2 separate regions of the Mus musculus genome follow, and region 1 is linked to region 2. A link is a loop called in an ENCODE intact Hi-C map of the cell type or tissue named here. Cell type or tissue: heart. All regions are shown on one strand. Links, peaks and the distances in the headings refer to the core of each region. The heading gives the core; the rest is flanking DNA.

Region 1 (15,994 bases), core at 5,627-8,126, 93 kb after region 2:
TAAGCAAGGACAGCAGGAATAGATGGTCATTTCTAGAGACAGAGGTCATGGCACCCGCTTGCCAAGTCATCTAGAGGGACACAGGTGTAGACAGTCTCTCAAGTATACTGATAGGTTGATATCAGAGAGTAACAGGCACTTCTTACAGCCAAATCAATTAAGACAATGAGTGAAGAAAAACGGTGGTTTGAGCTGCGTAAGATAGGTTTTGGTTTTGGTTTTGGTGCTGGCTGTGCAGGACTGAGCTTCTTTCCACGTCTGACAGCACCGAATCACCATGAAGGGATCTGGTGACCTGCAGGGTCACGGGCCATGGCAGTTATAGCATCTCAGTATGAACCCATGTCTTTAGCTCTTAATGGTTTACACGAGTCAGTAAGACCTTGAAAATGGGGTGCATATGACTGCAAGGTACGTTGTCTGTTTTTGTTTTTGTTTTTGATGCAGGGTCTCTCTGTGCAGCCTTGGCTGTCCTGGAACTCACTCTGTAGACCAGGTTGGCCTTGAACTCACAGAGATCTGCCTGCCTTTGTCTCTTCCTCCCAAGAGCTGGTATTAAAGGCATGAGATGCCATGGCCAGGTTGTGTTGTCTTTCTTGAAGCTTCTTAAATTCCCACTCTGCGTATCCATCTGTTTAAGAGCCTAAATCGGTCTCAGAGGATTAGAAGACTAATCTTTAGGGCCTTTGATATGACTGGATGGGTAAAGGTGATTTATGGCCAAGCCTGGCAACCTGAGTTTGATCCCAGAAACCTACATGGTATCAGGAGAGAACCAACTCTTGGATGGTTCAACCCTCCAAATACATAAATACAGAAAATCAATCAATCAATCAATCAATCAGTCAGTCAATCAATCAATCAATCAATCAACCAACCAATCAATAAACATCTTCAGCACTTTATAACCATGGACAAGTATCTCAAAATCCTGAGGCCTTGCGTGGGCAACAGTGAGGTGGTGATAAGAAATAATTTTACCTGTTTTATAAGAAATTAATGGGAAACACATAGCAATCACTTAACAGGGTGCTGGAGCCCAGGGGTTCAGTAAATGCCAGTCACTTTCATTGTTCTCCATGAGGGTTCAGATTTCATTTGTATTTCTACATGTTTCATTTACTTAACATTTCCAGTAGGAAGATTAAAAATTTAATAGAAAGCAGGGCGGCCTAAACAGAGTCTGGACTATCAAAGTGAGCTGTTGTATCTTATAAAGGCATTGGGTAATGCCTGGGGCATACGTGTGAGTCTACATGTCAAGACCCAGACTGAAGGCAAGTGGACCCTCCTCTTGGCTAGGAATTAGCATCTGTCTCCAGATCTTCAGTGTTTCAGGCTCGCTGAAGTTGTTCCTTCTTGGTTTAGTTTTGTATTTAATTTCTTTCCTTCTCTTCTCTTCTCTTCTCTTCTCTTCTCTTCTCTTCTCTTCTCTTCTCTTCTCTTCTCTTCTCTTCTCTTCTCTTCTCTCCTCTCCTCTCCTCTCCTCTCCTCTCCTCTCCTCTCCTCTCCTCTCCTCTCCTCTCCTCTCCTCTCCTCTCCTCTCCTCTCCTCTCCTCTCCTCTCCTCTCCTCTCCTCTCCTCTCCTCTCCTCTCCTCTCCTCTTCTCTTCTCTTCTCTTCTCTCTTTTTCCTGACACTTCTTAAGACTTAAGAGCAAGATACTTAGAAAAATAGTAACTTGTAAAAGACATCTGCTCTTTTTATATTCTTCAGACACCAGGCTCATATGCAATGCTCTAAGGTCTAAAGGAACACATGCACGCCCCTGAATTTTCAACCCCGTGAATAATAACAAGGTTTTCAGTGAGCACCACCAGTTAGAACAAACCATCAGAGGGTAATGTGTTTTTCAGTTGGAGTAGTTTCTTGTTGAACTTTTTCGATGTGACAGCTTCTTTGCTTTGAAATGACTTTCAAGATGAGAACATGATAGGGCCCAGCGCATTGGTTTGTCTTGGTGCTGAGGCACCTTAAGGTGCTTGGCATGAGAACTTTCTCTCAGACTTTCTTTCGTTCAGACCGTGGCCTGTCACTGCTATCTTTATACCAGGCTTAGGACTAACCTACTCCAGAGAAATAGTTCTTTAGCCGGGCGCTCTGGGCTCCCCTCTTTGTCTCAAATATTATCTTAAACATTAATAACGCTGGTTAGATTTTCCAATGGAAGTGGTTGTTATTGCGTGTATTTAAAATGCTGCCTTAGAGCAGGGACTTATGTGGATGCTCTTTTCAGTTTGGAAATATCTGGTGGAAGGAAAGCCACCACTGCTTGAACTTCTCTATGTATGGTTACCACAGTTCTGTGTGATTTCTTACCGGTTCCTTTCATGGCTGAACAGCGTATTCCTTTGATTAAAGGCTTGCCGAGGTCCATAAATCAATATTAGTGGTTAGCTAATTGTTGAGAATTTGAAGTTTTACTTTAACACAATCAAGTCATAATTATTTCTTCACTGTGGCCAAAATTTAATCTTGTAAAATCTTGTTAGGACTTTGTTATTTTCTTCCCTCAGGTCTTTCCATTAAAGACTTCTCAACATGGGAAACTGAAAAATGTTGAAATCACTTCCATCTTGGAAAGAAAAAAAAAAAAAAGCAAGTGATAAAACAGGCCCTAGGGCTTTCCCAGCTACCACACTGCTGGTTCCTAACACGCCATATTCTTGACCACCTAAGTTGATATCGCAATAACTTCCTACTTCTGCAGCTCAGCTACACGGGCACGTGGCAGCTGGAGATTGATGTCAGCGGATTCGGATTTGTATTCATGATCGCTGACTCTCCCTCCTTTGTTTCTGGAGCTCTATGCCTCTTACACATACCTGTCTTCATTATGAATTAAACCAAATTTCAGCCCCCAGAAGGACCTCTCACAGCCTGCCGTTTCTGAAGTGTTCTCCCAGGGCCCATTGTTCTGAGCCTCGCTCTGTGCAGCTGGATTTTCATGTTGTATATGTACACATATCCGCCGTGTTCCATACCCAGAAGTGCAGCTGCTCCCTTTGGACATTTCTACCTCAGATATGCCCGAGGGCACATCAGTGTGAGTTTGTTTCCCAACTGAACAGACTTCCTTTCACACTGGGTTTTCTCTCTGTCTCTCTGACAACCGTGGGCTGATGAATGCTAAGAGTCTCCTCTCTCAGACCTCTCCTGACACTAGCCATCTACCCCTCCTTGGACCCTACAGTGACATGAAAGCCTGTACTTCTCATACTTACTCTGATTATGTGATTTTTTTTTGAGGTCAAAGATAATTCTTGTAACCTTTCAATATCATAGCACAGTGCGTAAAAGACTAACAGATGACAGAAATAGTCAGGTATAGAGACTGGAATAGTTAGATATTAAAGTAGTGCCTAATATATATTCTACATAATATATATTACACCATGCATTATATTATACATCATAATATATACTATATATTATGCATTATATTATATATTCTATGTTTATTCTATATTCTAAATTATACATTTTACATTATATATCCTATATTATACATTATACATATATCACATCATATGTCATGTTATATATCATGTTATACATTATACATTATATATTATATATTCCATATTTACTTTATATTCTATATGTTACATAAAATGGTATCTAATATATTGCATGTTACATATATACACACACATATTATAGATATATAACTCATAAATACATCAAACATATATAAATTATACATATAAACCACATACACACATCATCATCATCATCAAGGCTCTTTAGTTAAATGTAGCCTGTAGAACTTTGGGAGAGTGTCCTCTGGCCTTTATGGGCTTGAATGGAGACCTGTGATGGGATGATAGCAGCAGGCAGTTTTCATTTGATTCTCTCCAGGCCCTTTGTAAAACCAGTGCCTGGAGAAAGCAGAAGCCAACCAGTTGCTTCATTTTGCTGAGCCGCCTGCGCTGTACACTCCCTCCCCGTTTGGCCTACATTCTCTTGTGCATTAGGATCGGGGAGGGGGCACCCATCCTTCCATTGTGTAGAAGAAAGTATTTGGAGGAAAACTCAAGTTTCATCAAGAGGCCATTCCAGGTCCAGATAGCACTCGGTGTGTGTGGCTATCCTCACTTTAGGTCAGCTTGAAATCCAGTCCTGTTAAATTCATCTTTTTTGTGTGAATGGTTTCATCACAGTTGCTGTACATTGCAGCAACTCCAGGAGAGAATTGTTATTGGGGTCCTCAGAATGTCACAGAGATTAAAATAGGAATCAAATTGTATTTCTTCAGCAGTAAAATTTGTTAAGCATTCAGATAATAAAGCCATGTCTTTTCTGGTTTTATAAAAAGTAAAAGCCATCAGTCCTCATTGGTTGGATGTAGCCTGTTCAGACTACGTGAACCCAGTATCTAGTTATAATGCATTAATCTGAGCTAATTTTAAAAATATGAAGCCTTAGCTATGAAGAGTCAGCTGTAGTTAGGGTGGAATTCTTGGAGCTTGGATGTGGAGAGGGTGCAAAGTGCCCTTATGTAACCGTCTTTCCCTTTTGGCATCCATAATAACAAGAAACTCACTTCCCGAGGTCATCTCACGTTGAGCAAAAGAGAAAAAAAAATTAAATACATGAGTAAAAATTCCATTTGGCTTTTTGAATATCTCCAAACTTTACATGGATCTGCAACTTGGATGGTTTTTGAGTCTTGATACTGGCTTGGCTGTCTTTTATGAGGAACAACAAACAAAACATCCTGTTTTTCGAACAGTCAGTACAAGTCCCAGGAGAATAATCACAGAAATAGCGAGGGTTCTTCCTATATCAGTTAGAAGCTTTAAAATTTCCATTACTGTTATGTTTTTCTTCTAAGCCCTCTTCAGGAGTGACTAAAACAAAATCGCTTGTGACCTTGGGACCTGGAGTTCTGCTTAGTGCTGGCTGCCCACTGTCACTGTAATAGTGATCACTATAAATGGTAAATATTTGTCAACTTGTGTTTTCTGTCCTCTTCCCTCTAGCAGCTTCATGTTTTGTAGGCTTACCACAACTTCTTTAAATGCTTGCTTATGTCAACATCAGTGAAAGTGGAAGAGAAAAGAGATTTTGAAAGGATCGTAATACAGCTTTAGGATTGATGCAGGGGCCAGGACGGTGATTCAGAGGCTGAAAATAGCTCTTCATTTTATGCAATCAAGTAAAACACTGTACCTTGGCATCCCCACACCGGATTAGCAAGGAGTTGGAAGTTATTCCTCCCTCAGCATGCCATTAGGGATGACAGGCGGAGCTATGATAAACTGCTTGTTTAATGGAGCTTATGCTGCTGGCCTCACAGCCGTGATGTACAGGCCCGATTAGCGCTGAGTGACCTCAACTCGCATACATTTCCTCTCGAAAGAGACCTGACAGGCCCTCTCTGTTCTAATGAGCCTCTCACAGGGGATCCACCCACTTTAAGGTTGCAAGAGTCTCTGCTGTTTGTTCTGTCTGAAAGGATCTTGAAGGGTGGCAGCCTTCATCCTTCACATACCAAGACCATGGAAAGGAAGTTTTTTTTTTTCTTTCTTTCTTTCATAGGTTTGTAGTGCATGCATGTTATGTGTGTATGAGTTAGAGGTCAACAGTAGGTGTTTTTCTCAGCCACTCTCCACCCTATTTTTTGAGTCAGGGTCTCACTCTGAACCCAGAGATCAACCATGAGACAAAACCAGCTAGCCAGAAGACAGAAGGCCACCCAGCAATGGGTGTCTGCCGTTATATGTGTGGAGCGCCTGGGGTTGGGTCTCAGATCTTCAAGTTTGTACTGAAAGCCCTTTTCCAGCCCAGATTGATCTGTTCACAGAACCCTAGTACTGGACAGGGGTCTGTTTCCGGTTCAGTCTCCTGTTTGCTTACCTTTAAAACTGTGAGCCGAAGTTGAGTCCCCAGCTAATTCTGTTTCTGTTGAGTAGGTCCTTCTCAAGCAGGAGCCTGTGTCATGCTTGTGAGCCAGAGTTCGAAGCCTCACCTTAAACCCTTGTTACCTAAAAGGGGACCTGCGAGCTGTGCCCTGCCAGATCATACAGCTGTCAGGTTATAATTAACATTCGAGGTGACTCTTAATTAAACAGAATTGGTGGGAAATATCTGGGAGGCTGTAGCAGCGCTACCGTGATGTTTGCATTTAAATGTTTGAGATTATTCCCCTCACTTAAAGCCCATGTTCAGATGGAGGAGGAGGGCGCCACATCTCACTTAGCTCTATTGTTTTGGACACTGGCTGCAGGCTATAGGGACCAGAGTGCTTTCAGCTTGCATTGTGGTGTCTGTCTTTCAAACAGAGAAGTTGGAGAATGTATATTCTTTTCCTTTTTTATTTCTTCAAAGAGATTAAATCACGGCTCTGACAGGAGAGGGCAGGATCTCTGAGAAGACCTCCCCAGTGCTTGGAATTCATAGATTCTACCAGGTCCCTTCCCTATTGTCCCAGGCAGTGCACTCCCCAAGAGGCTCCCAGCATCTTTGGCTGCAGGCCAGCCTCCCAGGGCCTCTGGCTTTGATGTGCAGTGCAGGCTGTCCTCTGGCCAGGTTGTTGTTGCTGTGGCCTGGGCTTCACTCACAGTGAGTGCCAGGAGGGATGTCCTGTCTGCAGTATACATTTCCATAGCCCTAGTCCTGAGGCCGAGACTCTGCCTTTGACCCACAAGGGGCTGTCCTTGACTGCTAGGCTTAGCTGTGCTTTCTTCTGGTGTCTGCTGGAGGCAGGTTTGTACCCCGCCTGTCACTTGGGAGGAAGATCCACCCCTCTGCGTGGAGGAAGACAACAAACAGCTCCTTGCCAGGTCTATTGTTAGTCAGAAGGGTTTTCTAGGCCTGGTTCAGGGAAACCAACTCAGCCAGCTGAACAGCTTCCTCTGGGGGATGCACTGTTGACCTTGTTTTAGTCTAGGCCTGGCAGCAGGATTCCCAAAGACATCAGTCTGGCAAGGGAAGTCTTACTCACCTGAACCCTGTTTCAACCACAGCTCCAAGCTCGTTGTTAGAAGCCATGCTATTGCACATAGAACCTCTTGACTTCTGGTGGTCCCCTGGGGCAGTTCTAAATGTAGGGGATACCTGAACACGGAAGATTACAGTGGTAGCTAGCCACCAAGGAGTATGGAATGGTTCTGTACGTTCCAGGACGAGCCCAAAGCTGTGCATCCTTCATGGGTGTTCAGTGAGGGAGAGTTATTACAGATGGTCTCTATTGAGAAGTGCCAGTGCAATTCAAACAGAAACTGCCTCAGAATTCTGTCTTGTCCTGATTTACATAGCAAGAGTCACTTGCTGTGTATCTCACTAGATTTGGTAATGATATTTCCCACATAGGGGAGACTGTTCTAGCAAAGCCCCACCTCCATGACAGCGATTTCTTTTTTCAAGTTTATACAGCCTCAAGATGTCATGTTTGGTTTTGTTTTTCCTCTTAAATTCTTTTTACAAGAGCTCACGGTGGGGTTTGATTTTTGGTTTTGTTTGTTTGTCTGGTCACCTCCAGTGAAACTACTTTGGTTTTGCTTTTGCTGTTGTGGGTTTAGCAAAATGAGATCGTTGAAGTTGACTTGCTCACATGACTTAGTTAAGGGAGGGTACCAGGAAGGGCTCTGAGGGTTCTGAGTAGAAAGTGGAAAGGTTTGTAGAAGGCAGGCTCCGTGGTCTTACCAGGGATCACCTGTTTGTACAGTAATCTTACGTTCTACAACTGTTCATAAGTTAGATTTCATTTAGAAGCCTTACCCTGACAACACTTTCTTACCATCAGTGAGTGCGTGAATGTCTGGGCCTTAGTGGGACTGGTGGAGGGAGATAATCCACTAGAGAAAGCTGAGTTCCAGGGCCCTACCTTGTACCAGTGTCATAATAGGTATCTTGTGATGTTCAAACCTCCGGGTTTTGAAATGACAGGATCACGTGTTGCCTAAGTTCTGATCTCTCTTGTGGGGACAGGTAGCACAGCGGAGTTTGCTAGAACAGGTGCATCTCCCGCTGGGTCAGCTGACACAGTAAGCCAGTGAATGTTGGTATGAAGCACAGTACCCGGTGGCATTCCAAGCCCAGTTCTCAGTGTTTTATTGCGGCGATAGCGTCTGCTTGTTCTATGGCCAATGGAAGTAGAATGGGGAGGTAGCTAACCTGACCTAGGGATGCTGGTGTGTCGGATCCTAGTAGTCCTTTCCCAATTGCTTCTCTTGCATTAACTGGTGGCAGTTAGGCCCCCACAGCCCCGAGGTACCTTCTTCAGAGTAGTCTCACTGGGCAAGTTTTACTTTGATAGATCTTTTCAGCTCCCTCTTGCTCTACCACTGAATTCATTGTGCAATATATACACCCTAATGTGGGCTAGCAGGAAAATGTCTCAGAGGCAGTTCAAAGAAACCCAAGGTATAATTCATTTATGATTTCATTCTGTATCTGGGTATGTTGCTTCCTATTGTCAGCCAGTGTGGGAGGAAAAGGAAGAAGGGTGCTGTCGTTGAGGGTGTTGTGTGGGTATGTGCCATCCCAAAGTACTTTACAGGAGAAGAGACATTTATTTTTGCAACCAAAGTAATATTCAGACACTAACAGAAAATTATTAATTATGCCACAGTTAAAAAGTTGTTGCCTAATGCTGTTAAATTTGTTGCCATTAAAGACAAATGTTGACCAGAGACATTGTGTATACACTGGTATCCCTGTTTAGAAAAGGAATGGATAGGTTTTGCTCCCAGGCTTACAGCTACATTCCTAACACTGTTACTGTTGCCAGTAGAGGTTACTTGCACAGGCCTTAGGCAAGCTATCCAGTCCTCAGCATAGGCTTGTAACTCTCAGACCTGAAACTATTAGGCAGAGCTGAGGTTTGCCTTCCCTGGTTAACAGTGAATTCTGGCTGGAAGTCTCCAGTGATGGGAATCTATGACTCAAAGCAGGTGTGCCCTAGTTGGCTAACTCTACCTTCTTGCTTGCCCTGGGAGCCCTTCTCCTTCATTTCTGTCTGCTTCCCATTCTACCCTAGTGCCTGTATCCTCAGCATATCTGAAGCCATTGGCAGCTGATGCTTGCTAGACTGAACTCTCCCTAGTCTCAGCAGTTATCATTCTTAGGATCCTTAGCACACATGTTAGCATTGAGCACCCACTTTTAAAAACACACACATACACTCTCTCTGTCTATCTCTGTCTCTCTGTCTTCCTCTTTCTGTGTATGTATGAGAGGTAGGAGGGAGGGAGGGAGAGAGAGAGAGAGAGAGAGAGAGAGAGAGAGAGAGAGAGAAGCACTGTTCAGTGTTCATATCATAGACTTCCTTCAGTGACTAATGGAAAATCTGGTACTTAGCACGCATTTGTAGTTGACTGGCTATTAACTAGAATCTTGCTTCTCAGACTTCGGCCCTCATCTTGGGGGCCTCATTTCAGACCTACAGGATACAGAAACACCATTTTAATTTTAAAAACTCCCGTGTTGACGGTGTTTTAGAAAGCCCTGCCAAGACCATAGACATCTTCAGCAGCCCTTCTGTTAGGAAAGTATCTGGCTATGATCGAGAACTGCTTACCTCTCCTGTACCTATGATGCAGTTAGTTTAGTCTTTCTAGACTATCAAAGTAGCATGCTCCAAGTTCAGAGATATGCTGTCTCAGAGTATAAGGGAGAAAGACAGCCAGGGACCACTTTTACACACACACACACACACACACACACACACACACACACACACACACACACACACTAGATGTGACCAGGAGATTCTGTATGAAGTCATATGAACTCTGTGTGAATGACTCAAACTATTATTTCACACAAATCATTCACATCTTTCAAATAGCCTCTTGCAGACAGCTCACACCAAGTACTAGACAGTATGATCTGCTTTCCTTAGTTCCTTCTCCTTCTCCTCCTCCTTCTCCTCCTCCTTCTCTCACCCTCCCTCCCTCTTTCCTTTCTCTCCTTTTTTTCTTTCTGTCTCAAAGTATTCACTCCCACTCAGCGTGCTATTTTGAACTCCAGGGAAGAAAATTTGTAGACATCTTGCAGTCTTTCAGGAAACATGGTTCAGATGAAATATCTGCCTTTCTCTATGTGTTTCTTCAGTAAAGCAGAGAAACATGTCACTTGTATTTCGTACTTTCACACAACTTGACACATAAAGTAGCTTTTCAAGTCAACACAGAGCCAGCCTCGGTCCTTCGGTACTCCCTCTCATAGAGGTAGTTGACCTGCTTTCTTTCCTTTTTGCGTGTTGACCTCTTACCTCTCAATATAGAGTCTGGATGTATGGACCACTTAGGCTATCTGAAATGTACGATTATTTTCAAGTATCTACATAGTAGACACTAAATCAGGGAGAATGACATAAGGTTATAATTAGCATGCGCAGCAAAATCCCAGACTGTCTTCAGTACAAAAAATAAGTTTAAAACATTTTTATTGTACGAGGATCTCATGTTGCTCAGGTTGGTCTCAAACTTGAGACGTAGCCGAGGCTGGCCTTAAACTCCTCATCTTCCTGCCTCTACCTTGTGGGTGCTGAGACTATAGGCCGATGTCACCAGGCCTGGTTGTCTTATTATTGCTTCAGGTCATTTACACTCTGCTTTCCTTGTCTTTTGAGTCCAAACCTAAATAACAGAAGAATCAGGAGGCACCAGATAAGGAAAAGAAAGGAAAATACTTTGTGCTAAGCTGTCTGAGCCATCCATTCTTGTTTTAAATGAGCTACATGGTTCTTCAGAAGGGGAAAATAAAATGGCTGATAGGGTTTCGTTTTGGAACTTGTGTTTATGAATAGTTTGATGTCAGGTTTGTCAAGAAAATTAAACCTTTTTTATTTACGATAGGACTTAAAAATACTTACCTTCGGGGGCTGGTGAGATGGCTCAGTGTGTAAGAGCACCCGACTGCTCTTCCGAAGGTCCAGAGTTCAAATCCCAGCAACCACATGGTGGCTCACAACCATCTGTAATGAGATCTGACTCCCTCTTCTGGTGTGTCTGAAGACAGCTACAGTGTACTTACATATAATAAATAAATAAATCTTTAAAAAAAAAATACTTACCTTCTATTTAATCACTGCTTCATCACCTTTAGAGATATTATTCTGGGGGGCTTAAAGAGAATTAGCACAATTAGTTGCGCGATAAGAATGCTGTATTTTTAGCAAGTGAAATGGGATCAGGGAAAGAGACAAGGAGACTAACAGAAGATGAGCATACATTAAATGCGAAAGTCATGTGTCATACACATAGAGATAATTTATAATCTAGTGTGCCTGGTTAACATGTAAACTAAAGTCCAGAAGAGATGCTTCCACTTATTATGTCTAACCATTGTATTTATTACACAGTGCAATTTTAACCATAATCTAAATGGAAGTTCTTAGAGTATGATTGAAGTGCACAGCATATAATACAGGGACTGAAGGCAGAGGAACCTGGGATAAAGCAGGCATTGCAAACACACATGAGGATCAAGGAGTGTAAGAAAAAATTCCCAGGAGCAGGAGGTTATCCCAGTGCCGGCTCAGACACACAGACACACTGCACACAGTGCTAACTGACACACAGACACACAGACACACTGCACACAGTGCTAACTGATGTGGCACAGCGTGTGCATGTTCCCCTGGGACAACATGGAACTGTGTACTTCAGTGTCAGTCACACAGTGTTACACAGTGTGAATCCAAGTTCAGTCTTCAGTATATGGATGGAGAGAATGAAAAGGGAAGAAAAGTGAAGCATGAAACCGACTCCTTAGGCTACAGTGTACACATGCAAAGCAGTCCAGCAAGCAGGGCTGAGACCACCTCCTGGCTGCTGTTATAGAGGGAAAGTTTGGTTTCCAGCACCCACAGCAGTTGGCTCACAACTGCCTATGTCTGCAGCTCTTCCCGGAGCTCTGATGGCCTCTTCTGACCTCCATTGGAATCTGCACACATATTTACATATTTAGATGCACACTGGCTTGCGAGTGCACTCCCCTTCCTGAACCACAAAGCCATATAACTATAAAACTAAAACCAGGACCTAAACATGGTCAAATTACATAAATTTTTCATTAAAGATAAAGACAATAAGATTCTTTTAAATGATAAAATAGTTTTTGTCACCATTAAAATAATAAAAGATTTTGGGGTACAACTGATATTGAATGAAGTGTTTTTTTTAAGCATCAAAGTCAGGGAATTTGCTGAATTAGAATACTTATTTATTGTTGGCTGCTTTGTAAGTACTTTAAATAATTTGGTATGCATTAAATATAAGTTCATAAAGTATTCCCACCTTTTGGTTTAATAGTATTTTGTTTTTGATAATATTTTAAGCAAAATAGCATTTTATTTCTAGTGACACATATAAGAGCATGTGAGGAAGTCCCATGTACAGGGATAATGAATGAAACGACATCATTCTAACTCTAAGAAACAATATGTGGCTGGTGAAAATGAGCTGTCTGAACACATGGAAATAAATGATTGCTTACAGATTAATAAGTAAAAAAACAAGAATGCATATACAGCACAAGGGCATTAAGTATTATGTATTCAATATGATTGTGTTGGTGCAAATAGTGGATTATTTTGTGTTTGGGTTGCAGAAGTAGGAGTGTCTTCCTGGTTCAGATACTTGCAATTTTGTTATATTTTCCTAAGGAAAACTCACATGAGTAACTAACTCAGCAGGGCGGCTGTACTAACCAAGCTGCTAGGTGTAGTGATAGTGGTGATAGAACACTGTGAAGTTGGCAATATTTGGGGTCTGTTCTCTCTCTGCACACATTTCTATCTGTGTTTCTGGTCCTTCGAGTATTGGAAGACTGCTCATGCATCTAAGGACACAGTGACTCAAGTTTACTCCTGTAAAGTGCTGTGAGCCACTTCCACGAGTGCTGTAGGAAGCCTGTATTACCCTGCCCCAGGGAGCATCCCATAAACTCACAAAACATGGTCCCTGTGTATGACCAGGGAAAGTACCCCTCAAGGCCCAGGCATGCAAGACCAGCATTGTCCATTCGTTGAATTTATTGCATATAAATAGCTGAGACAGTCCAATGGGTAACAAGCATGGTCAAGTCATAGCTAGACATAGAGCATTCGCTGGGTTAGACATTTTCTAACTTGAAACTAGTCGAAATGTTCAGATGAATTCTTCCATTCCCTGATGGGGCCAAAATACCGATGACTAAGTCACACCCCCTGCATCCCCCACCGCTAATGCCAAGTGTGGTGTGGGCAGCAGGAAAAGAAGATGGAGGGAAGGCAGTTCAGTCCCAGCCCCTTCAGCTAGTTGTAACTGTTTCTGTGGTTTGTAGTATAGGATTGCTGGGGAATGACTGTAATGCCCATGTAAAACTGCATGCATCACTGTGTATTTGTAAGGAACTGAACATTTCTGAGACAATGTCTCCTGGTTTGACCACCTTGGCTTACAGGCAACACAATTGGGTCTTCTGTGCTAATCACTGACAGCCTTGTAACCAAGTCACTCATGAGTGAATAATGTATTTTCCTTACTGCTCTTGAACTTTGACAGGAGGTAACAGTACCACTTTTAGGTGCTTTGCAAGCATTGAAAATGGCCTCTAGTCATTTGAAATCACTGCTACCCCCCAACAACAGATATAGAAAAGATGCCTGCAGCTCTGTAGGTGAAAAGGCTTTTAACATATGGGCCTAATAACTGGTTGTACTCAGAAATGTAAGACTTCTCAGGAGGCAAAAATTATATAATTTAAGGAAACCATATTCTGTCTAAGAAGTGAGCAAGACCGGAAAGGGATGTTAGACTTCTATGTCTGTACAGGTCAATTTCACACTGTACAACAAAATGAAATTAAAAACAATAACAACAAAAAGATTTTAAAGAATTTTAAGCTTGAGGGCTGGGAGGTGGCTCAGTGGGTGAGCAAACACTGAGACCTGACCTTAGATCCCCAACCATCTCCATATAAACGTAAAGCCAGGCATGCAGCTTATTTCTGTAGTGGTCGGAATACAGCTCGCGGCCTTGCCCTTGCAACTAGTCTACCTCGGCCCTGACACCCCCCCTCCCCCATTGCTGTGCGAACGTGTGCGTGCACATGTCTGCATCTGTGTGTGTGTGTGCGTTTAATCCTTGTGCTGGCATGCAGAAACAGGTGTATATTAGGGGGCCAGTCTGTCCACTTAGTGAGATCCAGGTGTAGCAAGAGACCTGTCTCAAAAGATCCAGAGAGGAAGACAGTGACATCATTTGGCTTCCACGTGTGCATATGCAGGTCCGTACACCCACACACAAATACACATGAACTCGCTACACACATGCACACACAATGAGAAGAAATTATGCAGTAAGGAAGAGAGGACTCTTCAAGTGAGTTCTGCATCATGAGGGGCGAGTCCTCGTCTGCTTTAGAAAGCGGCCAAAGGGAATGCCAAAGCTCCTGGACATGTCAGTTCCTGGCAGATAGCCACGAACTGGATCACGACCTGGGGTGTCATTGGCATTCGGATGTCGTTGAAAGGATGGCTTAACAAAAAAGGAAACACAGATACTTTCACACCTTTAGGTGTTCGAAGATAAAGAATGTGTGGAGCCATCTTGCAGTCCATCAAAGTATTTGTTGATTTAGTAAAACTAAAACACACACACACACAGATGCAGACGTGCGTGTGCACACATGTTCTCACAGGGTGGGCTGGGGGTGCAGGGCAATGGTAGAGCTTTTAGCTTGCAAGTGTAGACCCTCAAGTTGTATTCTCAATGGCACAGAGATAAATGGGCGAATCAGTTACTAACCAAAGCATATGCCATTCGTCTTGTCACACTAGTGGCAGGAACTCTGGAACAATAATAAGGACAGCTTATCTTTGCTAATGAAGAAGTCTCTTGAGTCCATGCCCAAGTAAGCTTCCTGCATAACACTCTGTGAACAGCAATAAGGCCAGAATCTGGGCACTAGGTTTTCTTAAAATTTATACATACTCTCATGGCTACTGTAAGGCTCTGCTTGGTATATGTGCTTGTTATTATTTGTGTTGCCCATTCTTAGCAATTTTTTGAGAATATCATCTAAAACCAGAAAGAGATAGCAAATAGATGTCAACATTTTTTTCTTCTAAATACTGATTAATTTCACTAATTTGTGTGGTAAGATTTGGGAAATGACTATCATAATTCCAAATTGTTCAGTAAAAATCACGTATGCATGGCGTTGGAAAATGGCTTGCACTTTGCCTAGGATGTGGTTGTGGTTATGATCTGTGACTTCCAAATCCTGGTTTGTCTACTGTAGGGAGACCTGATTCGGGATTAACTTGAAGCTGTGTAATTTTGTCACCTGCTCTTCAGCTTGATGCTCTAGTGACCACTTTAGTCTCTTTCCAGGTGAACTATTGCTCACTTTCTCTTGGCACTTCTCCTGTAACTGAGATAGCAATTTGATTTCTGGACCTAAGGACAGGTGTTGTGCTGAGAAAATGAGTGGAATGAGCTGATACTATTTATAAAATATTTATACTAAGTTATCGACGGGGCTTTGCCGGTGTGAGTGGTTGCTGAGGGAAACAAGACAGTATGCTCAGAGCGATCTGAAAAGCTGTTCTGACGAATTATTTTCGAGATGACTTGACCACCGTTATGTGTAAATAATCAGTGTAGGTGTTAGCTTCTGTCGCTTAGCAGATACTGACTGTAGCTAAGATTTAATGGCTTTCGAGAAATGCAGCCAACCACAAGAATCAATGGTGGTGGTGGTGGTGGTGGTGGGGGAGGCGTGTTATTCCAGAACAACTCTTTCCATGCTTGCTGTGTGTGATTTTAATGTTCTTGTGTCCTGTGGGTAATCATTCCCATGTGCCAGTCGGTGTTGGAAATAAACTCTTCAGTTTCACTCTGGGTGTCACATCTCTTGCCTGGGCATCCATTTTACCCCAGTTATATAAGGTAATCCAGTTACCAAATACTTTTGTTGTTTTGTAGAACGGTAACAGAAAAGATGCTGGTCTAGTGGGATTTGTATCATTAAGTTCCAGATACCATCCAGCCCTG
Region 2 (15,994 bases), core at 9,087-11,586:
ATGCCGGAAGAAAAGAAGACTAGGGCCTGGTTTACTGATGGCTCTGCACGTTATGCAGGCACCTCCCAGAAGTGGACAGCTGCAGCACTACAACCCCTTTCCAGTACAACCCTGAAAGATACAGATGAAGGGAAATCTTCACAGTGGGCAGAACTTCAGGCAATACACATGGTATTACAGTTTGTTTGTAAGAAGAAATGGCCAGATGTACGATTATTCACTGACTCATGGGCTGTAGCCAACTGATTGGCTGGATGGTCAGGGACTTGGAAATATCATGATCAGAAAATTGTTGAGACATCTGGAGAAGAAGTATGTGAATAGATCTCTCCACATGGGCAGAGGATGTGAATATATTTGTGTCCCATGTAAATGTTCACTAAAAGGTGATTTAAGCTAAGAGGGAGTTCAATAATCAATTGTATGAAATGACTCGTTCTGTGGACAATCAACCTCTTTCCCCAGACATTTCTGTCATTTTTCAATGGGCACATGAACAAATTGGCCATGGAGACCGAGATGAGGTTTATCCTTAGCTCAGATGGCGCCATATCTGGGCCTCAGTGTTAGTCTCTGCTGTTGGCAGAACTGGAAGCTCAGACTTCCCCCTGGTCATTTTGGGCTTCTAATGCCCTTAAACCAAGAGGCTACGAAAGGAATAACAGTGTTAGGAGAGGTGACAGATCCAGATTACCCTGGGGAAATTGGCTTACCTCTCCACAATGGAGGTAAGCAAGATTATGTCTGGAGTGTAGGAGATCCCTTAGGGCGTCTCTTAGTACTATCGTGTCCTGTAATTAAAGTCAATGGGAAAATACAACAGCCTAATCCAAGCAGGATGACAAAGGATGCAGACCCATCAGGAATGAAGGTATCAGTCAATCCTCCAGAAAAAAAAGCCAAGACCTACTGAGGTGCTTGCAGAGGGTGGAGGAAATACAGAATGGGTAGTAGATGAAGGGAGTTATAAATACCCTCTAAGGCCACATGGCCAGTTGCAGAAACAAGGATTATAAAGTAATATGGATGCTTCTGTTTTATTTTATTAAGAAAAAATTTGTACAGATATTTATGCTTTCTTCGAATTTCTTTAACATCAATTGGTATTTAAGTTGAGAAACTAAAAGGAATGTTCCCAAGGGACATTGCCCCATTGTAAATTTACAAATGTGTTTGCAATGTACGAGGAACAGTTATATCACGTCAGGCATACTCACGACATGGTTATTGTTTCGCGTGGACATGAGATATTACTTGTGTCGAGTTGACAAGGGGTGGATTGAAGTGGCTGCTCCTGCTTGTCAACTTGACTACATGTGGATGAACTACAATCCAGAATTGGAGGGCACACTTGTGATCAAGATCTTGAGGCATAGTGGCCATGAAAAGCTTATAGGTAACACACACCTTTAATCCAAGGAGAATGAGGCAAGGACATCTCTGACACCAAGGTCGGCAAGTCCCAGATCCAGTCTTAGTGGTACAGAACTTTAATCAGGGCCACACCTTCTGATGGAGGCCTACACTGGGACATTGGGGAAAGGAACTTTCACTCTTCTTAACCTGCTTTGACTTGCTTGCCAGCACATCTGCTGGAACCTCCGACTTCAGGATTCCAGCTTTATACAGAACACCAGCTAAAATTACTAGGCTCGTGGGACTGAGCAACTACTAGATTCTTGTACTTCCCATCCACAGCTGCCCATTGTTGGGTTATTTGTACTACAGACTACAATACATAACAATAAATTCCCTCAATATAGAGAGACATTTCATATATTCTGTGACTCTACACCATGTTCCATCTGGGCCACTCTTAACTCAAATTGGCCAGCCCTCATGGCCATGTTTTCATGACTCACCTAACCACATGGTGTTTTCTCTCTCTCTTCAAAAAACATACCATATTTATCTTTGTGGGTATAGTTACCTCTCTCTGGATGACTTTTTCTAGTACTATAGATTATTTGTGATTTTTAACAGTTGAGTAACGTTCCACATTTTCTTTATCCATTCTTCTGTTGAGGGGCATCCAAGTTACTTCTAATTCCTGGATATTTTGAATAGAGCAGTAATGAATATGGTTGAGCAAGTTTCTCTGTGGTAGAATTAAGTGTTCTTTGGATATATGCCCAAAGTGGAACATTTGTAATTTTTGATGGGAATTTAAAGATACAGTATTTTTACACGTATATCTGTGGGTATAAGCATGAGTATTTAGAACACAGGAATTATGCTAGTTTGGGAAAGTGGTAGGTTCTCATCAAGGCTCCACAGCCTCACTAGTCATGGGCCAAATTTACAGTCCCAGGCATGAATGTCCTCCTATTTGGCAGGTCTTACATTCTGATTCAGTGGCTGTGGGTTGTCACCAGGACTTAAGTGCCACCACTGCACCTTTTAAAATATCTTGCCACGGTGGTCATGGCTATGGTTCTTAGGCATTACACCTAGCTCGAGCTTGCTGAATTGATTGATTTTTCTCCCAGGGGAGTTTTCATGGTTCCTTTGGATGGAATCTTATCCTACTAGATTTCGTTTCGTTCTTTAATCTTTATGAAAGTTATTAATGAGATACAGTGGGATTTTGCTTTCCTCTGACCAAAACTTGGTGTTGGCCTATCAGGAGAAGGTAAGACACTAGTTTCACCAGCAGCTTGGATTGTGAAATATTCAGTGTCCTTTCCCACATCATGGCAGGTTTCATTTCAAGTGAAACCAGAACAACACTGGTCTGTTTGTATCAGCTCATGGCTCACCCTTTCCTTCTCTATGCCGCTATCTCCAACATGCCTTTGTGTTCCTGTCCTTCTTTGACTGTCAAAACAACCGAGAGTCCCCTGGGAATGCAGACTCAGATGAGGGCTTGCCTAGAGCAGACTGACCTCTGGGCTGTCTTACTGATGCTGGGCCTAGCCCACTGTGAGTGATATTATCCCCTAGCAAATGGTCCTGGGATAGATAAGAAAAATAGCTATATATAAATTTGCAAGTGAGCAAATGATTTTCCATAATTTCTTCTTCAAGCTCCTGCTTCGACTCCTTCCCCATTTTCCCTCCATGATGCACTGTGTCCTGGGAGTGTAAGTTAGCTACATTTCCTTCCCTAAGTTGATCTCAGACCATTTGCTTCATCACAGCAACGGAAAGAAAAGGCCATGGTCAATCCATATCTTTGGCTTCATGTCTTTGGACCCATGTATGGACAAGACCATTGACAGATAAAAAGCAGAGCTGCGCCACAGAAAGACCAAGTCAGCACAAGATGTACTTTTCACGGAGAGGCTTCCAGTGACATACTTTGTCCAACCCATCCCTACCTTGCAGTTGTGTCACATCTCAGTAGAGCATCCCTAACCTTCCCACCCTCCAGGATGGTTCTTTCAGTGAGACCATGGCCAACAGGAACAACAGGAGACCTTCTCAGCTGTGTATCTCTCAGGGAAGAGAAGATGAGTGAAGATGAGAGACCAAAAATCTTTGCAAAGGTAGCTCTCTAAGTAAGCTTCAAGCTCCTCTCAGAGTCCGTGGATTCCTATTTATAAACCCTCCAAACATTAGGTGTCCTCTATGGGTCTTGCCTAAGCATGTGAGTTTGCCTCAGCTGACATCACTCTGCCAATCTGGCCAAGCCCATGGAAGTGGCAAGAGGCTGCCATGACAACAGAAGGGTTTTTTGTTTGTTTGTTTGTTTGTTTGTTTGTTTGTTTTTGGTCTGTTTCTTTCTATGGAGTCCTGACAAAAGGAGCTCAACTACTCAATGTAGGGTGGACTAACATGTGCATGTCAGTAGCGAAGCATCCTTCATCAAGTGTCCTTTCATGCGCTTGTATTAGCAGAACATCATTTCACCTGTGTCTGCTTCACGTGATTGCTCCAACAAAACACTATCTATCCAGCAAAACTGACTTTCCAAAGAGCCCTTAAGTTTCTTTTCCAGGTCTTTATTAGGATGCTTAGACTTGTCTCCTATTAATAATTTGAAAGACAATGATATTTTCATTCAAAATCGTGTAGCTTCAGGAGATCTAGGTATTCTTTATACCGCTAGTTATGATTTTAGCTATTTTCTCCACATATCAGATAAAATGGATGAACAGGAAAATGGAAGATACATTTGACAGAACAGTATAGTGGCCGATTCTTTTTGTGTTGTTGTTTAAGATCCATAAATTTGTCTGAGGAAATGGCATGTCAATGAATTATATTTTCGCTCTGTGTGTGTGTATGACAATCTAGGGTATAACTCCTCAGGCTCTGTTCACCTAGTTTTGAGACAGTATCTCCGCCTGAAACTCACAAGTAGTTGAGGCTAGATAGCCTGCAAGCCCTGGCTATCTTCCTGTCTCTGCCTCCCTAGCAGTGGGATAGCAAGTGCATGCCATTTTGCCAGGCTTTTAAAATGGGGGTTGTCAGGTTTGAACTTGGATCTTCATGCTTGCAAGACAAGCACTTTACTGACCGGGCTTACTCCCCAACCACATTTGCCACAAGTTTAGAGTAACATTTAGTACTGCAGTCCATACAGAATTTATAGTTATAGATATCAGATACATCATTACGCTCAACTTCTTAATTTAAACAAACAAGGCAGAATTAGAGATGTAGTAGACAAATCTGTGTGACTCCTCTCAATGATGAGCAATGTCTCAGTCTTCCAAGTGCAATTGCAACCAAATGGATCATTGCTCCACCTGAGGCTAATGAATAGTCAGACATAAGGGCATGGCCGAAGCTGCCTTAGCTACAAGGGAAGATCTTCTCCCAGTGAGACTGCTAAAATAGTTGATGCCAAACTGGAAGCTCTGCTACCTTGCTGCCAAATGTTTGACTGAAGGACAAAGAAAAATGGAGTTAAAAAATACCGAGAAACGGCCAGCGATCTAACTAGGGGAAGAAGCACACCTGCTTCTAGCATCTTGCTGAGTTCCAAATTTCTAGCTACAGCAGGTAAAGAAATCCTTGGGTTGTGGTTGGAAAATGAGATGCTCCCAAAGGCTTGTGTGATGAGGTGAAGCTCTACTGAGATGTGACACAACTGCAAGGTAGGGATGGGCTGGACAAAGTATGTCACTGGAAGCCTGTCCGTGAAAAGTACATCCTCTGCTGACTTGGTCTTTCTGTGGCGCAGCTCTGCTTTTTATCTGTCATGGGGTCAATGGCCTTGTCCATACATGGGTCCAAAGACATGAAGCCAAAGACATGGAGTGACCATGGCCTTTAAAAACCACAAGCCCCAAATCTGTGTGGCTCAGTTGGTTCTGTCCATTATTTTGTTATAGTGATAAGAAAAGTAAGTAATGCAGAAATTTGTAGTGGACAACAGGGGATATCTCTGTTGCTAAGGCCTGACCATTTGGCCCATAAGGCAATGGAACTGGCTTGTTGGTGAGTATTTGGAAGTTTGAAGAAGTGAGTTAAAGAAGCTCAATGTGTTATAAGCAGAACTGGCAGGGTGACTGGAGAGGCTCAGAGGAGCAGACTACAGGTAACAACAATACAGACAGGAAAGTTTGTTTTCACATGATCTTAGATTGAAATGTGGAGTTTCTCGGGAATTTGGGCAAGAGGGCATTTGTGTTACACTTTGGTAAGTAATTTATTTATATTCATGCCCAGAGACTTTGGGTGAGGCGAAGGGAAAAGGACTGGACTAGTGTAGTTAATTTGATGAAGAAAATTAAAGCCAGCACAGCACTGAGGTTGTGACACGGTTATCACTGGCTGCATTTAGTCAGTCAATAGTGAGAGCTGGAAGCAAAAACGAAAGTAGGAAGATTTAAAAATCATGGTTTTATAATTAAAGTGGGAAGAAAGTTAGAGGTAAGGGTCATGTGGTTTCTGAAGAGATTAGCCCACATATATATTTGTGTGTATGTGTGTGTGTGTATATGTATATATATATGCATATATGTATGTGTATACATATATACACACACACATATACAACTACCTATGTGTGTATACACACACATATACACCTGACTCTTATCTCTTTCTTCTTCCTATTACATAACTAGTCTTTAATTTTTAATCTCTTTTATCTTTCTACTTTCATTTTTACTGCCAGTTCTCATTTTAAACTGGCAGAATGCAGCCAATTATAACCATATATAAATATATATGTATATATACACTAATGTATACATATAGCTGGTTATTATATATATACACGGCATATATGCATATATATGTGTATACACAAAGGGACAGTAGGGGAAAAGTGCTTTTGAGGCATTGTAGAAATTAGTCACATGCCACTCATGGTTGACTCAAAAATATGAATATGTCCATACCTTTGAAAGTTTCCCCTTGAAAGGAGAGAGCCTCTGAGGGGTCCTGCTTGAACAGAGTCAGTCTGGGGCCAGCTAGGAAGATGAGTCTTCTGGATTCATTGCATATTGTTCAGTCTCTAAGGTCCTTAGAAGCCATTGCAGCTATGGCCAAAGATGATCTAACTGATGGATCGTCACATGGTATAGCCACGTGATGCCAACATTACAGGGTCATGGAGGCTTCCACCCTGATCTCAAAAGGGAAGCCTTCGAGGCCAGACATGTGAGCGGCTGCCCTATGAGGGCAGTGAGTAAAGCTGTAATGGTACAGCTGAGATTGGAAAGCGCAGAAAGCCGTAGAGGAAAAGAATAGGCAGTGAGTCGAGTCAGCTTAAGACAAAAGCCACTTGGGTGCAAATGAGATGTTGGAGAACTGAGGTGGTTACCCAAGCATCTGAGACTCACTTCACACCACAGCATGGCCCCGTTTCTGGACACGGTGTTTGTTGTGATGGGATTCAGTCTTGCTCACATCTGATCCTCCCTGCTCCTTTTCTCCCATTCTTCTTTTTTAGGGTAGGCAGGTTATTGTATCTTTATCTTTTTGTTTTTTGTTTTTTGGTTTTTGTTTTTTTTTGTTTTTTTTTTTTTTTTTTTGACAGGGTTTCTCTGTGTAGCCCTGGCTGTCCTGGAACTCACTCTGTAGACCAGGCTGGCCTCGAACTCAGAAATCTGCCTGCCTCTGCCTCCCAAGTGCTGGGATTAAAGGGGTGTGCCACCACTGCCTGGCAGTTATTGTATCTTTAAGTATTCTTTCTTTTTTTTTAAATTTAATTTTACTTTAGAGGCCCTCATGGCTAAGAGTTTGCTGTGAGTCTCAGTGCAGGCGTTGAATTAAGTATTGTACCTCTGAAGACTTTGGGGAGTACTTCTTGATAGACTAAAACATTTTGCATTATAAAATGTCCATAAGCCTTGGTGATCAGGGATGGTGGTATGCTGTTTTCTAAACCTGAAGTTCCCTCCTAGGCTTACCAATTGAACACTTGTTCCCCAAATGATTGTACTATTTGACAGATGTTGGGAAACCTTTGGAGTCAGGAGTCTAGATGGAGGAAGTTTATTTTTGGAGGTTACCTCATGACCCCATTCCTTTCTCCTCATCTTAATGATTTTTCTCCTGCTGTGACAATACACTATGACTAAGGCAACTTATAAAAGATGGAGTTTCCAGTTCCAGAGGGTTAGAATCTGTAATGAAAGAGCGAAGGCATGGGAACAGGTGGCTGGAGCCACACCTCCTAATGCTTCCCATACAGTTTCATGAACCGAGTACGATTCCCATTCAAACCACCACACTTCTCTTGCTGCTTCCTGTCAACTGCAAGATAAACAGCCTCATCTTTCATGTGCTCTTAATAGCAGAGCTCAGGATTTGACTACAAAAGCCTCAGTTAGCAACAGGGTTGGTTCTAGATACTTTATGTATCTTTTTGATGATCAGATTGTGTGACCTGTTGAAGTAGGTCTTAAGCACTAGACTGCAGTAATGGTTAACTGTGTTATCTGCTAGAAACACAGTCTCAGGTTTAGAGGGGGACTGGGTGGTATAAAACTTGCCTGTCTTCAAACTTGTCCTAGAGTGGGAGGGATCCTTATGGTAGCCTGGAGTGCCCATTTCACTTTGTTTTCTCAGGCACCCCGTGCCTACCCTTCTCCCCTTGGGGTCTACACACATTCTGGGGCTGGAGGCCTTAGGTTAGTCTTTTCTATTTCCTGAAAATCCTTCTCCTCCAGATACTTGCAATGCTAAATGATTCCATTAATCCCAGGTAGCAAGATTCTCTTGCCATGTCTCTCTGACCTGAGTGGTTGACATAGTAACAGGACTACGCAGCCCTCCACCTACATGATTAATCTACCTTGCCTTTTCTCCTTCCTCTCTGAGTGTCTTCACCTTTCAAAGTCCTATACAGTCAGATGATTCTCATATTTATTACATACCCTGCTTCTTCTCTCTTTCTTCTGACTAGAAATCAAACTCCTTGATTCATGGTTCCCTCATTTGCTCACTGGTGTGTCTGAAGTATATAGCATACACTCGATACATGTGTTTTTAGTGATAGCAATTTTTCTTCTTGCCACAGGGTGAAAAACTGTAAGTGTACCCAGAATCATTTGTATTTTAGTATCGTAATACCTCACAATGCAGAGTGCCAAAATCTTCTGTCCTTTGAAACTGAGAAATGCTGAGAACAGGGTGAGTGATGGGGTGGAACTGGTCGGTGCTGATGCTCCACAGAGGTGATCCAGCTGGATTTCCTGTGACTTATTTAGCCTCACTTCCCATGGGGTTTTTCTTGGGGGTAGTAGTATGCAGTTTTCTAACCAACGTCATCTTTAGCTTTGGAGGGAGAATTTTTCACTTATTATACTACCCATCTTATAAGCAATCAAATATCCAGATTGTGAGCAGTGTGCTTGGGAATATAGATATACAATATGAATTATAAGAGAGATTTGCTTAGATCAGTGGTACACCTTTCCAAGAGAAGCTGAAACAGCAGGCCAGGCAGGTGAGACGTGTGGGGAAGATGAAGATGAGGAGGGGGGAGACAGGAGCCCAATGTCCCACTGGGCATCTGGCTTTGGAATGGCTAGTACTGGTTTACACTTTGTGCACAGTGGCTTGCAAGAGACAAATCTTGGGCCTATTAGAGAGAAAGCAGTGATTGATGTATAGAAAGGTAGTGAACGTTGTCCCAGTTGACATTCCATAGTTATTGGTGGTTTGCCTGCCTTAAAGGAGAACTATGGTTCAGTTCTTGGGCCAGGAATTCCGGAGGCTAACTTCTGCCCTTCCCACAGGGTCACCTGTTAGCTGGTATTAGCATTGATACATGTTTTCAACAGTTGTCCCTTCAACAATTCAGTCCACAGTTTCTTCCTTGAAGCTTGAAAAATTTCAGACAAAGCAATCATTGAAAAAATGTCGAAGATTGATTAGAGACAATGTTTCCAGTGGTCCTTCCATTGTAGGATCAGAGAACTTCTTAACTGTTTATAAATTGCCTCCCTTTAAAAGTATGTATTTCAATGACTCATTTACCTGCATATAGTCACAATATCCTACTTTCTTTAGCCTTTTAAAATGTGGTTAAGTTTTCAACTAATATTCACTTCACCAAAGCAAAGCTGCCTGCTACTCTCTCTGTTTGCTCAATTTCTGAGTGCTTGGGCAGCTGCTCTGTTGTGTTTGCTGAAAAGAAATTGGATTCTTAAAGAAACGGAGTAATCTTCTCTATTAAGCAATTAAATAAAACGGACTTTTAGCGTGTGGACATGAAAGTGGGAGAAAGAGGGAGAGTGTGGGGGTGGAACTTTTTAAAAATCACATTTGGATTTTAAAAGATGTAACTTAAAATGATGCTTGGTAGATTTTTTTTTTCTATTAAGGCTTTCTAGTTTAAGGCAACGGGCAGCTGAATATCAAGGAACTTACACAATGAAAGGAGAGGTTGCTTAAATGGAAGCAGGCCGAGTTTGAGATCCATTTAAACACACACACACACACACACACACACACACACACACACACACACACACACACACACACAGAATTAAGTTTATTGCATATCTCCAACTTTTCTTCTTCCAAAAGCGACTAAAAGTGCATTTTGTAGAGTTGCTCTTCACAGCAATGCTGTCACAACATGGGGACTCTCATAATACTGTTTATAGGTCAAAACCAAAACCAAAACCAAAACGAAACCAAAGGCGTTTTTCTCCAACTCATTAAAGAGGCGGCCCTTCCTTTTTAATATATTCACTTGTAATGAGAAGGGTAGCGATTTTTTTTTTTAATGTCTTGACATTCGGTAACTGTGAAAACTGTGAATGGAAACCTAAAACATCTTAGTTATTATCTGCCTTAAAGCAGAACCAGAGTTCAAGTCTCAGGCCCGGAATTCCAGAGGCTAATTTCCACCCCTCCCACGGAGTCACCTGCTCCGGGGGAACCCCGGCCAGAAAGCCGGGTCGCGCCAGGTCAAATCTTGTGCGTCTCTTGTTTACTCCGCCCCGGGCAGGGCGGCGGCGCGGACAGGCGGGTGGGGAGAGGGTGCTACGGCCCCGGGAGCTCCTGAACGCTCGAATCCAAAGAGTGGGCGGCGCGCGGTCGAGCTCCGTGGAGAGCCCACCCGGAGGAGGCGCTCCGGGCGCCGGCACCGCCCAGAAGCCAGTGTCTGCGCTCCAGCGCAGCGACCTCTTGGGAACCTCCCTTGAGGGTGCACACGAGTCCACACACGCTGGGTAACGGCCCGAGGGAGCCCCGGTGTCCCCCGGGTGTTGCCGGGCTGGGGAGGAAGCCAGAGTCCCGGCCCCTACTCGCTTGGGATTCCCTTCCCCTCCCCCAGCCCCGCCCAGCTCTCCCAGGGCTGGGTGTGATTTCAGTCCCTAGCAGAGAACCAGAAGCGCGCAGCTGGAGGTGGCAGCTCGCCCCCTTTCCCCCGCTCGGCCCCCCAGGAAGCCGGCAGCTGCTCCCCGCACCGCTGCCCTAGCCTATTTGAATACCCAGACGAGGGCGGGCGGCTTCCTGAGCAGGGTGCACCCGGGGCGCCCTGGGGAGTGACCCCGGGGAAAGCAATTGGGGCGTTTCGAGCTCGTGAAAACTTCGTGCTTCCGCCCCGGCACGGAAAATGCTAGTGAAACACACTGTGAGCTCCAGGGGCTGCAACATAATTCCCCACCACCACCCGAATTGTTAACAAAATCGTGAGTGCAGCTGGAGGGTGAAGAGGCGAGAAATCCTTGGTACGCGGGCAAAATGTAAGGATCCCACAGATCACAAGGAACCAGTACGTGGGAAAGGGGGCTAGAGAGGGAAGGGAATGGGCGCGAAGGAGGTTTCCACACCCTAGTAGGAAATTCTCAGACCGCTCCAGACTCGCCAGTGTTTCTGCGTGGCAAGCCGATACCCGCTCTCAGCGGAGATCTCGGCTCCGAGGCAAGAGAGCGCGACCGCGACCTTCCCTCCCCGCGCGCCCGCATCAGGGCCAGTCCGGGTCGCACATCCTTCGCCCCGCTGGCCTGCTCCAGACTGGTTTTTCTGGTTCAGCCTCCCTCCCAGGGACGCGCTGGGGGATCCGATGACGTCGCTGGCTGAGTCTCTCCCTCTTCCTCCCTCCCTCCCCTCTCCCCCGCCCGCCCTCGCCGCGCACTCCTCCTAGTAACTTCTGTTCGGGGAGGCGCTGCCAGGAATAACCCGGTGCGTCCACAGCCCGGAGGGGAGGTGGCCGCTGCGGCTCCCGCACGCCGACAAACTGCGGCCCGGGTCCTGCGGCTCAAGCCCCAGCCTAGCGGCCCTGGCCCCCGCCCTGGCTCCATCTCCTAACAGTGTCCGAAAATAAATAAATATATAAATAAAGACAAGAGGAGCCTGGGCTGGCGGTGGGGATCGCCTCCCTCCCTCCTCCCTCCCTCCACGCCCGCCCTCCCTCTGTCCTTAAGGAAATGCTACCAGACACCCCCCACCAGACACGCTCAGCCTGGGCGAGGAGCAGCCGCCGCAGCAAGAACAAGGGCACCGGGGGGCTTTCCTCCCCTCCTCCTCTCTCTCCTCTTCCTCCTCCTGCGCTGCGGTGACTTTACAGGTGAGCGGCCGCCGCGGCTGCGAGGATCCCCCCCACCGCCCGCCGCGTCGCGCCCTCCTTCGGCCGCTGTCACCCGGACTGCCGGGAGCTGACAGCCGCCCGAGGGGCTCGCGGCCGGGAGGCTGGCGGCCGGCGGGAGGCGGGCTGGAGGTGAGGGGGTGGAGAGCTGGAGAGCGGGGCGCCGCCGTGCGCTGTCTCTCCCCGGTGGAGGAGGGTCTCCGCAAAAAGAGAAAGAAAAAGGAAAAAGAAAAAAAAAAAAAGACATCTTCGGTGACTGTGGCACAAGTATTTGCCAAGTTGAGTCTTGGACATTGAAGCTTGCCCGGAGCCCGAGCAACTTGAAAGGTCCTCTGGCTGGGTAGCAGCCTCCCTCCACGCTTCGACTCTTGGGTACTGGGTGCAGCCCTGGGGTGCGTGGAGGGCGCACCGGCCGCTGGCAGAGCAGAGCGGCGGGAATCTAGGTCCCTTCTCGGCTCGGTAAGTGGCCTCGGTTCTGTGTTTTTCCTGCCTGCACCAGAGATCGAGCTTGTTTCACTTTACCCTGAAATCGCCTTCGCCCAACTCCATCGCCCCCTTCGCGGCGCGCGCCCCCGGCCGCTTTCCTGGTGGCCCAGGGGTAAGGGTCGGAGGAGGCGGGGATGGGGGAGACCTAAGCAAGGGGGGGGGGGTCGGGCGCATTAGGAAATGCGGGGAATACCCTGGCCGAGGTTCTATGCAGATGAGGGGAGGCTGCTTTGCGTAATGTCCTGGGGGGAGGGGGCCGCGCGGGAGCGCTGGAGGCAGGAATGTGCCTGGTTACTAATGAGGGACGTGCACCGGCGCGCACCGCCGGGCCACCGCTGCGGCTGCCGCGGCCGGCGGTCCGTTGTCAAGTAGCGGGGGAGGGGGCGCGGCGCGGCGCGGGGCTGGGGGCGGTGCGGGCGGGAGGGCGAGCGGGCGAGCGGACGGCAAGGGCCGGGCTGCCGGCCTGCGGCCGAGCGAGCGCAGCGGAGGCGCTGGCGCTGGGCATTTCTGTGACTCCTTTCTCCTCCCGAGCGAGGAAGGAAGGAAGGAGAGAAGGAAGGAAGGAAGCGAAGAAGGAGGGGACTGTCTCCATGGAAGGTTCAGGCGGAGGCGCCCTCGCCTTGCGGGTGCACCGGCCGCAGAGCGGCTCCAGCCGCCGCCGGCTGGCCCCCGGCGCTTGGAGACGGGTGGGGGCGGATTGCATGCTTGTTTGTGCTTCTGGTCGGGGGATCGGGAAGAAACATGTGTGTTTGGGCAGTGCACCGCGAGGAGCTGGGTCTGCGCCTTTATGTCTGTTCCCTGAAGTGGGTGGAACGTTGGCCCGTTCCGGGAATGTTCCATGACGTGGTGCAGCCACAGGAAGGGGGTTAACGAGGGGCTCTCTGCCGCGGCGGCTCTGCTGGCTGCTATCAAAGCAGATGTGCTGCTGCCGCCGCACCTCTCACCTCCCTTCACCCCCAACCCCCTCCTTTCCATTCTGTGCGTCTGGTGCTGGTAGGGCTAAGACAGGAAAACATAGCGTCTATGTATGTGTGTGTGTGTGTGTGTGTGTGTGTGTGTGTGGTGAGGGTGATGTGTCTGTCGTATTTGGTGGGGGAACGACTCCAGATCAGCCTTGCCATCCCAGCTGTTATCACAGATCGGTGCGCTTTATACGCATGTGCCTCCCGCGTCCTGTCCCTCTTACATAACATATCCAGTGCAGCAGAGGACAGGAGAAAATGCGACCCCAACCCTCCACGCTCAGTCTCTGTGGAGGCTAGAAGGTCGGAGAGGGTCTCTGGATGTTGTGCTGCAGGGATGCGGCTCCCAGTGGGGAAGAGACCGAGGGGAAGCAGGGTCTCTTGTAGTGGTTCCTCAGTCGCCTACTTGAAAGCATCTAAGTGCAAAGGACTGCAGGAACTAGTCCTCTGAATGCGAAAGCTTTTGACTTGCGTCGCCAAGGGAAAGTGGGCGCTCTCACCTCGGAGACGCAGAGAAGAGAAAGGGTCTGTAATACAGTCGCCTGGAGGAGACCCGCAGAAACGTGCTTGGGCTGAGAACAGAGGGCAGAGGGGTTAGCATAGAGGCGACCAGAGGAATCTCTTGATAATAGGTTACACTGGAAACCCCAGGACACCTGTAATGGCTTAGAATTCACACAGGAAGCTGTGTGTGCAACTGACATTGCAAAACCCTTATGCTCTGCACAGTTATTTAGGCCTAAAATGAACACAGAGAGGCTTGCTTCCGGTCCTTTCATTATAATAGAAAAATTGAACTGATTTTTTTCGTTCTTCCTTTTCTGCCATTTTAAAAATAACTCTATTTAAAAACTATATTGGTACTTTCTTCCACTTCCAAAGCAAGACTTCAATAACTCACAGGAGGGCTGTTTTTGTTTCTTCTTCTTCTTCTTCTTCTTCTTCTTCTTCTTCTTCTTCTTCTTCTTCTTCTTCTTCTTGTCAATGCAGAGTCCTTTTCGAGGGCTATTTTTTTCTCTTCAGCAGTTTCTTTTGCCTGAATAATCAAACCCAGAAATTACTTGAAGTATTAATAAGATTCATACTAATTACATTTTCAGTACCCCCCCCCCCAGAAAAAGGCCATGGAACTTTAGACCCATTTCCTTTAGTGATAATGATTCTATTTGTCCTTGAGCAAACCAAGTTGTTTTAGATATATTCACATATCGTTACATACATAAATGTGTTAGGATCTGTGAATGCCTGGTTGCTTATATGTCTTATAGGCATGCCAAGATACAATGTTACAAGTTACCTAAGACGGTTGTATAATGGGCTTGCTGGGTTTGAGTTTTAGGATGCGGGTCCAGCAGTTTTATTAAAACTGGAACGCTGTGCATGTGAATAAGGTAGAACTCATTTTTTATTGCTAAGAGAAAATTCTGGTGGAGCCCTAACGAGTCGTGATATCAGGTTACAACTGCATTCTTATTCCAAGCAGTCAGGGAGTCTGCAATATCCACAGACGGACAGTGTGCTTCGAGTGTCATAATCTCTTTGACCACTAGGCTTGAAGTGGGCAGTATAGTTCTCATGTGCAGAAAAATAAAACATTATGATTACAGTATATATAATTAAAATAAATGTTATGATAAAATAAATAGTACAGGGCCGACTCTTTTGAAAATTATCTAATATAGTTTTTTTTGCTTTGAGAATAGGAGGGGCATAACACAATTGACATCTGTAATGTGTTTCAGTGATTGTATTTTATTAGATTAATTATTAGTACCAACTAATATTTATGTATTTAAAGTTGCTTAAAATTAAGTAGATTAAAGTTGATTTGGGACAGTTAAGGAGGATGGTAGTCAATATTAATGATAGTACAGATTTAGGATATGTACTGTTATATACTATAAATATAAGACAGATTATATTTTAACTGGTTAGATGGGGGGTTGGCAAAATAGTATTGACATAGATAAAACATTTCTGTAATAAATGCCATAAGAAGAATTTATTTCTGGTAACATGTCACATAAGGAAATGGTCCTGTTTGGCTACATTGGAAGGTTACCTAGCAGAATCTCTTGATTGATCAGCTCCCTTTCCATGGGATGCATTTACAGATCTTCTTGTTACTATGAAACAAAACAGAAGACAACATATACGCAGGCGTGCCTTGGAGAGTAATAGCGCATGTGTCAGCTTGAACTGTTGGCACTGTGACATTATTCAGAAGTCAGGTTGAGTGCCCTATGCTTATTCCGGTAAAATGATGAATTTTATTTTATACTTCGGCAGTGTGTTGTGTCTCTGTGTGTGTGTATGTCTTTGTGTGTGTGTGCGCGCGCTAAGGACTTCATTTCAGCCACAACAACAAATAATAAGTTTGCTATTTGTGTTTCTTTTCAGCTCTTGACTTGGTACCTGTAGCTAGCAGAGTTTACTTTGAAAACTTCAACATAGGAAAGACTGGTAGAAAATATTTGGCATGGTGAAAGTGTGGCGCAGTATTAGATGTGAAGTATTTGTAACCTGGCGTGGTGACTGTTCTAATACTGGGAATGTGGCTCACAGCAGTTGGATATGTGCTGTGGGTCGAAAGGCTTGCTCC

The links. Peaks named below come from ENCODE experiments on the same cell type or tissue, not always from the same donor. Only the 100,000 strongest peaks of a DNase experiment are listed, where the experiment ranks them.
Region 1: it touches region 2 in a loop (7-fold over the local background); 22 of 42 quality-filtered maps call a loop at or near these places.

What each region holds. Positions count from the first base shown.
Region 1 is chr10:14,050,556-14,066,549 of GRCm38, forward strand. The region is part of intron 1 of Hivep2 (human immunodeficiency virus type I enhancer binding protein 2); the gene reads left to right. Among named protein-coding and RNA genes, the nearest start is that of Gm51759, 69 kb to the right of the region's middle. In heart, for the core only: a CTCF peak has its summit at 6,718; a DNase peak (open chromatin) is centred at 6,536; H3K27ac peaks cover 1,575 bases.
Region 2 is chr10:13,954,295-13,970,288 of GRCm38, forward strand. It overlaps Hivep2 (human immunodeficiency virus type I enhancer binding protein 2), which reads left to right and starts at 12,085. Exons shown (of 9, transcript NM_010437.2): 1 at 12,085-12,403. In heart, for the core only: a CTCF peak has its summit at 10,534; DNase peaks (open chromatin) are centred at 10,507 and 11,387; H3K4me3 peaks cover 1,908 bases; H3K27ac peaks cover 1,470 bases.